Linked DNA regions of Homo sapiens: all the other regions are linked to region 3. The links are chromatin contacts, found by Hi-C or POLR2A ChIA-PET in ENCODE. All regions are on one chromosome and are shown on one strand. The core of a region is the stretch at or near the end of the contact, and the rest is flanking DNA. Distances in the headings are between cores, read along the strand shown.

Region 1 (2,700 bases), core at 182-2,681, 410 kb after region 3:
ATAAAGCATTTTAGGAAGGACTAGGTGTATTTGAATTGCATTTGGCTTCTAAAAAGAGTTAGGAAAGATTGTGTATTTGCTCCTCAAATAAGGTTTTTCTTTGTTAAGTGTAAGTGCTTTCAGAAAAAAAAAAATCCTAAGCAGAAGGTGAAAATAAAACAGATTAATTAGTATTGTTCTGATGCCCTTTAAAATACCATCTACCTTGTCTCCAACCACTTGGCTCAAAGGCTTCACACAGAGCCCCCACTGTACAGTACTCCCCAGAAATGCTGAAACGCCACTGAACCCCCCAACTACATATTCTCTCCTAATTTCTAGCTCATTCCTCTCTCACACATGTGTCATTGAATTAATGTTTTTTTCTTTAGAACCACCATAACCTCAGATTCATCTCTCCAGAGATCAAAGATAGGCAAATTAAGAATGTCAAAAGACTTTGCTGAATGCAGCTCCTTATAAAGTATGTCAGGATTAAATGTTCTAAAGCCAAGATTATCTAGCCCCACCTCCACCCTCCAAAAAAGGAAAAAAGACAAGAAAAAAAGGCACCAATCCTTTAACAGCATCTGTGTATTTACGGAGAACTTACTTTGCTTTCTCATCCATCCGATTCAAAATTGTCCATGTGGATTTTAGTTTTGTGGAAGAAAGCTCATTTTTTTTGAGACAGTACCCCTAAATGTACACATTTAAGCCCCTGACACAGACAATTTGTATCATTAAAATACTTCATCTGAAGCACAGGGCTTTGATTCTTTGATTTGATTTGACCTGTATTTACCTCTTGCTTTCCCTGTCTCCTTTTCTTCCATTTAGCTACAATTAACTATAACATGTCTAAGTCTTCTTCATTCCTGGGCTAGCACGTCCAAGTATGACCATCCATCATTCCATTCCTGTAAGTTTTCCTGTCTCTTGGTATCCACTTGGGTAAAACTTGAATTAAGAAAAGTGATTTTTGTTTTACATCATTGGGCATCTTCTATTGCTTCTTTAAAAAATGATTCTTAGAAGTCTTGTGTACCTCACCCCAGTTATGCTGTTATATCTGAGATATTTTTCCTCTCCAAAACTAAACTGAGTCTTTTAAAAAGGAATAGAGACCTTTGTAGAAAAAAAAAAAATCTATGGTCCCAAGAATGGGTAAACATTCCAGAGAGGTTCTTGTTTTTCCCCCTACAGGTCTGCCCATCCCTACAAATTGCATTCTTGTAAGAATACTCTCAAAGTGAGTCACAACAACAAAGTAAACAGAGGGTTTCTCAACGTGACAGAGGAAGAATTTTTTTGTTTGAATTTGCATGTTGTTTATATTTTCAAGCAGGAACTGGAAGAAAGAGGTTTCACTCTCATTGAGGATATCCAGTCATGAGTTCTTTTTAAGCTTTGCTGTTGGCTCAATTCCCTTCAGCAGTGCATATTTGGACTGGGGGACTATGACTCAATTTCCCTTCCTTTCACCTCACTTACTCTTTCATCCATCTTTCCCAACACGCCATGAGGAGATTCTTTGCCAATGTTCATTCCAAACTTCTGTTGTAGCCACATCTCTCCACCAATCTATTCCTACCTTCAAAAGTCCAAGTTTCCACCCTTTCAAAGTTCCTCATAGCCCTTCCTCATTCTCTGCTCATACGCATCCTCTGTTGCTCCCCTCGCACACTGCTACCCCAGCTAACCTCCTCTGTGTGTCTTTCTTCTTGCCTAAAACAATATTTTTCTAAAATTCCTAATTCCTTTCCCCTTTATTATTTGGTCTCCAGGTCCATAAATAACTATTCTGAATTTCACCTCTAAGAATAATTCTTAGAGCAACACCTTTGCCCTCAATTATTATATTTTTCATATTTTTGCCAAGTACATAAAATACTGCCTTTTATGGCTAGGCTTCCCATATTTCTTAAATCAATATATAAATAAATCATGTTTGTCCTTGTTGTTGCCAATTTTATCAACAATTCTCTCTCCTTGGGTCAAGAATAATGAGAATTCTGATTGTATATCCTACTGCCAAGATCGACGTGTAAGGAACACATTTGGTATGTTATAGTGAAGCATGGCTATGTAGTAGCCCAGAAGACGAGAAAAAAGGAGTTCTGTACCTGGTCAGATTTGAGAGAAAAGGGAAAGGAAGGGAGGTGTTAGATAGAGAAGCAGGAGGACAGGATGAGAGCAACATGGTGGGAAAATGACTCAATCTAAAATAATTGTAATTCCCAGTCTCATTTTAGTCAAGTGATCTGTGCCAGAGTTGCAAGATGTAGTAGAAGGACATCAACATGTAAGGAATCCTGGTGAGGCATCAGGCATAGGAGCCCAATTCAAAGTATAGAAGAACTGCAGCAGAGAGAAGTATAACATGGGGGAAATTCTGGGTCATTCAAAATAGAAAACTTTAGGAAGCCTCACAGGTTATGTTGGGGTGGATGGGATTGGGACTGGCATTTATTTAAATACTTCTTAGGTCAATATCAATATTAGGGATGTACAGTGAGACTGGTCCTATATATGAGAAAATTAGTAAGCCCAGCTTTGGAACTAGGAAGCATAGAGAAAAAAAGAGAGTGAGACTGACAGTAACTTTGATTACTCAGACATTTCATGTGCAATGTGTGAAAGAGAAGAAAATCTTCTGTGTCATTCAAGCCCTAGCTGCCATGCGTTTGTGGTTTAGTTTTGGGGAGATTACCACTAGGG
Region 2 (2,700 bases), core at 29-2,528, 310 kb after region 3:
TGTCTCTGTCTCTCTGTCTCTCTCTCTCTTTATCTCTGACACACACACGCACACACACACACACACACAGAGACACACTCCTAGGCAAAAGTAGGTTAAAACCATAAAGATCACATGGAAAATACAAAACATGAGCTACCAATATCAGTAACGTGAAAAGGGACATCACTACAGATGCAACAGATCTTTTAAAAATAATAACAGGATAATTGTGAATGACTTTATGCCAGTGAAATTTCCAGTAAAGTAAAATTTAAAAATTAAAAAAAAATCACAACCTATGAAACCTGACAAAGGAAGAAATTTAAAAATCTGAATTAAATATGTAATTATAAGACCTTCCTATGAGAATGACCCAGATCTGGAATGATTCACTAGTGAATTCATACATACATTTATGAATAAAATAGACCAATCTTATACAAACTTTTTTTAGAAACTAAGGGGAATAAAGGAAGTACTTCCTAACTCCTTTCTGAGAGCTTGGGACAAAACTTGATTCCATACCCTGAAAAGAAAATTTTAAAAAGAAATACTACAGACTAATCTTACTCATAAACTTAGAGGCAAAATTTTTTTTAAAAATTGGAAAAGTGAATTCGGTAATATGTAAAATGAGTAATACACCATTTAAACAAGGCTTATTTCATGTAGCCAAGAGTGTATTAATATTCAAAACTTAATGTGATTTACTTAACAGTAATATTCAAAACTTAAAGTAATTTACTTACAAAAACTTAATGTAATTTACAACACAGTAGAAAATCATGCAATCATCTTAATGAATGCAGAAAAAATGTGACAAAATTTAACACCTGTTTATGGTTTTAAAAACTTATAAAATCATGAATAGCAGAAAGCTTGTTTAAACTGATAAGCACATCTACAAAAAGAAAACCCCTCATATTTAATGGTAAAATATGGAAAATTTTCCCCAACAACAAAAATGAGGCAAAGACTATTACTATTTATGTTCAATGTTGAAACAGAGATCTTGGCCATTTGAACAAAGCTATAAAAGTAAAGAAAATAAACACTCAAAAGGCCTATTATAAAACCACAGTAATTAAGACAATGTCATATTGGCACACAAATAGACAAAATGACTAATGATACAGAATGGCATTGATATAGACCAACTCATGTATGCTTCCTGATTTATGACAAGGCAGCACTGCAGTGAAGAGGGGGAAAGGTAGCCATTTCATTAAATGGTGCTGGGTCAGTTAGATAACCATATGGACAAAATGAGTCATCCCAGAAGGTTGGAAAGCATGGAGCTGTTGTGACCTGGCTTGTTATTGTTACATCAGCCAAGTCTATTGCATAGTCTCAGCCACCCAGTGTTTCCAGCTTAGATGATCCAATGTTGTTAAAATAGTAAATTTTTTTTTGCATCAGGATGAACATATGGTGGTCTCTTCCCTGTTCATCAGGATGTACATACAGTGGTCTTTTCCATGCTCACTTCAGAATTCTACTTGAAATTATTTCAAAAATTGCCTGAGTACCTGCAGTGTTCTATTATAAATTTGGCATGAAAGAACAAAAGAGAGGGAATAGTATCAAACAGATACACACAAAGTGAGTAATATTTGTCTTGCCAACATAGACTGCACAATGAAAGAAAAAAAAGGAAGAAAAAGAAAAGAAAAATTTGTCAAATTTCCATGAATTTGGAATTCAATCTGAACCATATGTAGCTCCAGATTAGGTCATATTCTCATGATAAAATTACTAATTTTGTCTTCAATTTTGTCTGCTACTCAGTATTTCCATGATCTCTTATTAGCTGATCTCATGCATTATTTATTTGGTCTGTATCATTCGAAGATAAGGGACTTTGAAGCCCTGAAGTTTCACCAGGAGGTTTGGTACTCAGTGATTAAGGTACAAGTGGAAAGGTAAGAGAGTTGGGTACAGTGGCACACAGACTCTGGAACAAAGTCCCCTTACTTGCTAGCAGTGTGATCTTGGGCAAGTTACTTCCTCTCCCTGTGCCTCAGTTTTCTTGTCTGTGGAATGAGTTTAATAATAGGACCTACTTCATTAGGTTGTTGAGAATATTAAGAGAGTTTGAGGTTAAGGCACTTAATATATAGTGCCTGACACATAATTAGTCCTAAAAAGATATTAGTTACCATTTTTAGGTTGTAAGAACCATACAGAAAATTCTTGTCCTTTAGACACTGGCTTTTTCTAATTGCATATTAACCCAGGCTTTCCACAAATTGTGGTGATTTGGAACGAATTAGTATTTGCCCCTTTAAGCTCAGTTTTCCCATTAGCAGAGGGCAACTATGCCTTTCTGGTTTCCCATCAGAGGCCAGTTGAGAATAAGAGGCAGTAGAGCAGAGTAGCAAAGATCTTAGGCTTTGGAGCCAGTGGCCTTAGTTTAAAACTCCTCTGATGGTTTCCAGCTGTGCTACCTTGCAGTGAATGATCTAATTCCTCTTCTCATCTTTAAAATGGGGACGTAATGGCATCAACTTCATAAGATTGTCAGGAGAGTTAAATAAGAATGCATTTAAATTGTTTAATGATCAGTTTATGTGATTACTAATAGTCATTGTGCTATTATTATTATTATTATTGTTAACAACATTGGTCCCAACATAGAAATGCTTTGAATTCACTGGTAAGGATGCATTTGAATAATTCAAAGAACATTATTATCTTTCAATTTTCAATAGCAGAGAC
Region 3 (2,700 bases), core at 125-2,624:
AAATAGAAATGAAACATTTGGAAGTGAGCAGGAAAACGCTAACAAGTGTACAGATAATGTACAGCAGACACACAACATTGGTTGGCGAGAGGAAATCTGGCAGCCTATTGATTATTAATGTGAAAAGAAAACAAATGATAAAACGCAATATGGTTTCTTTGCATATCCGAGGTTTTCAAATAACACCTTATTTCCTAACAGGTAAAATCTGAATTTATGAAAATCGTCGGAATTCACAGCCTTTTATCCTAGTGATCATCCTATGATATCCTTACCCAGACACAGACATTAAACTGCCCATTCCCTATCCCTATTTTTTTTCCAATTGTCATGATGAATCCACGCTATGATGCAATCTTTTTGCAGAATCAAGTCGTTTTGACTATTTTGCTTTCCTAAAACCACACTGTCTTCAAGCCAGGTATTAATACCATTATTACTGAAAATAACAAATTGGTTAGGGGAGAGTGATATGTAATGTGAAAGTTTTGCGATCCTCAGGCTCAAATCCAACTCGGGCTCCCGCTCTTCTTTCAGGAAGGCAACTTTGAGACACTCACTCTGTTTGAAACTCACAGCTATACTTGAAGCAATGACGAAAAAAAAAAAAAGCCAAGGATCAAGAATAGTGCTGAGTCCCAAGCTTTGCCAAGGTTTAAGACCAGGGCTCAAGACGCACCCCCAAACCCGCAACCACGTTTTCTTTCTTTTTTTCCCCACTTAGAGTGAGAACCGAACACAGACGCTCTCGCCCTTGCCTCCAAACCCAGTATCTCGCTACAGCTGGTGCATTGGAAGTTATGAGCACAAACAGATGCTGCAGAGAAATCTGTTTCTATTGCTCAACTGTTCCAAGCATGTCTCAGTATTTTTAGCTCTGGGGATGTTCTGGTGCGCACACAAACTATATAGGCATGATCTGGGACTCCGGAGTGTGGGTGAGCGCTACAGCAGTGTGACAGCTGGGCACCTCTGGAGCAGCGGGGCAGGGTAGGGTAGGGGACGGCGGCCAGAGTCCATTCCCCAGGACACACCGGCAGCGAGCGAAAAGGAAGAAAACACAGCAGCCCTTACCTGTTGCTGGCGCAGGAGCATGGGGACATGGAGTGGAAGTGGGGGGTACAGAGGCATGTAAGATCCAGTGGTTTGTAAAAAGCGAGTGAGCCAAAGCAAACCAGAATTCCCAAGACCCAGCCCGCCGGCGCCGGGAAGGCTGCGCGCTGGCCAGGGCTCCAGTGCGCTCTGCAATATCCTGGGCTCTTTTGAGGCGGTCCGTGCGACACCGGCTCTCCTGGCCCCGCCCCCGGCCGCTGCCGGCCAATCGCAGCGCGCCTGGCCGCGCGGCCGGCCCCGGGAACCGCGGCGGGGAGGGGAGGATGCTGCGAGGCGTTGCCAGCGGAGGGAACCTGCCGCCGCCTCGTCCCCCTCCACCCTCGGAGCCCGGCCGGGGAGTCGGGCCCGGGCCGGGGAGGAGGAAGTTGCGGCCCAGCTGGGACAGCAGCAGGTGGGAAGCTCCGCGCCCGGCTGTTGCGGCTGCCTGATTGCAGCCTGGCCTTGGGCAAAGCTTCCTACTCCGTCTGGAGCCCCACACACTTCCCGGTTCCCCCGCTCTTGGGCCGCTTGCCCTGCGTGCTCCTCGAGGGGCCTGCGAGGTGCCAGCGCCGGGTAGAGACCTTTGCCGCAGGGGCAGGATTGTTCGTCGGTCCCGGCGCGTCTCCCTCTCCACTCCCTCTCTGCCGGAGCCCCTCGGCCCTTCGAAGCCCCCCGCGGAGGCTGCAGCGCCCGGAGAAGCCACTGAGTCAATGGGGCGAGGGACTGGGGCGGGCGCGCAGAGCCCCCAGGATTGAGACGCGCGCAAGTGCGGCCACTGCAGCGCCGCTTGGCTGTTTGTTCTCCCGACTGTTCGCGAATTACTTACAAGGCGCCTAGGCTTCTCCGAAGGGTGGACGGCTCGTTCCCTCTCGCCTTGTCCGCCCTCAGTCTCTCCACCACCGCCCGGCACGCTTTGCTGATCTAAAATCAGAACAATTAGAGAGTAATGATTTTTTTTGGAATAGCAACTCCTACAGACACTCAGATCTGCCCTCGCTTCAGCGCCTCCCAGCCCTCCTTCCCAGCAGCCAGGCGAGAGCGCGCAGACCCCTAAAAAGCAACTTCAGTGTTAACCGGGTCTGGATCCTGGAACTTTATAAACTAATCCGTGTGTGTGTGTGTGTGTGTGTGTGTAAACCGAAGAGTAAGTGCCTATTATTTCTGAGTACTTCGGTGTCCTAACGAAGCTTTGCTCCTAAAGGACAGGATATATTTTAGGAGTCTTTCTTTCCACTGAGTTTTTTAAATGTTTATTTTCTCGAGCGATCAAATGTGTCTTTTGTGCAGTTTATTTAAACCTCGTAAGGCCTCCTTGAGTCGCTGAACTAATTCAGCAAACTAGCTGGTATTGTGGACGGCGCAGTCGGGGTGGATTTTTGTGTGTAGGAGAGGTGAAACTGACAATTCAAGGAAAGGTTCTGTGCGAGTCCCCACCTCCCATCCTCATATCCACACGTGGCCCCTAGGAGGTGCTGGTGAAATATGCTTGCTTAGGTTTCGCAGATCCGCACTTACTCCTGCCTTAACAAGTGTGCCTTTTTTCTTAGCACTGAGCAAGGTACTTAAATTAAAAGGGTGTGCAAGAGATGATGCACTCGGTGTGGCTGC

Evidence for each region. Hi-C counts contacts between places; a loop is a spot of excess contacts on that map. ChIA-PET counts read pairs that join two places held with the same protein, here RNA polymerase II (POLR2A). Pooled maps may share reads with other maps.
Region 1: a map of IMR-90 shows a loop between it and region 3 (8-fold over the local background). The contact joins the enhancer-like site here to the promoter of KCNJ2-AS1 in region 3. A Hi-C loop is called at or near these places in 3 of 168 maps with a recorded cell type or tissue (IMR-90, PC-3 and endothelial cell of umbilical vein) and 4 of 50 pooled maps. POLR2A ChIA-PET finds 5 or more read pairs at or near these places in 1 of 52 experiments (endothelial cell of umbilical vein).
Region 2: a map of PC-3 shows a loop between it and region 3 (8-fold over the local background). The contact joins the enhancer-like site here to the promoter of KCNJ2-AS1 in region 3. A Hi-C loop is called at or near these places in 2 of 168 maps with a recorded cell type or tissue (PC-3 and endothelial cell of umbilical vein) and 3 of 50 pooled maps. POLR2A ChIA-PET finds 5 or more read pairs at or near these places in 1 of 52 experiments (activated CD8-positive, alpha-beta memory T cell).

Annotation. Positions count from the first base shown.
Region 1 is chr17:69,760,747-69,763,446 of GRCh38, reverse strand. The region is part of intron 3 of LINC01483 (long intergenic non-protein coding RNA 1483); the gene reads right to left. Among named protein-coding and RNA genes, the nearest start is that of LINC01483, 170 kb to the right of the region's middle. RefSeq lists an enhancer at 671-1,870. Within about 2 kb of position 1,431, at least 6 of the 41 ENCODE cell types and tissues checked have a DNase peak (open chromatin) inside an H3K27ac peak, as active enhancers do; they include IMR-90, PC-3 and endothelial cell of umbilical vein, where a contact is called at or near this core.
Region 2 is chr17:69,856,134-69,858,833 of GRCh38, reverse strand. The region is part of intron 4 of LINC01483 (long intergenic non-protein coding RNA 1483); the gene reads right to left. Among named protein-coding and RNA genes, the nearest start is that of LINC01497, 100 kb to the left of the region's middle. Within about 2 kb of position 1,278, at least 2 of the 41 ENCODE cell types and tissues checked have a DNase peak (open chromatin) inside an H3K27ac peak, as active enhancers do.
Region 3 is chr17:70,168,076-70,170,775 of GRCh38, reverse strand. It overlaps KCNJ2-AS1 (KCNJ2 antisense RNA 1), which reads left to right and starts at 1,374. Exons shown (of 1, transcript NR_036534.1): 1 at 1,374-2,700. KCNJ2 (potassium inwardly rectifying channel subfamily J member 2) reads right to left here and starts at 1,244. Exons shown (of 2, transcript NM_000891.3): 1 at 1,075-1,244. RefSeq lists a silencer at 1,189-1,648.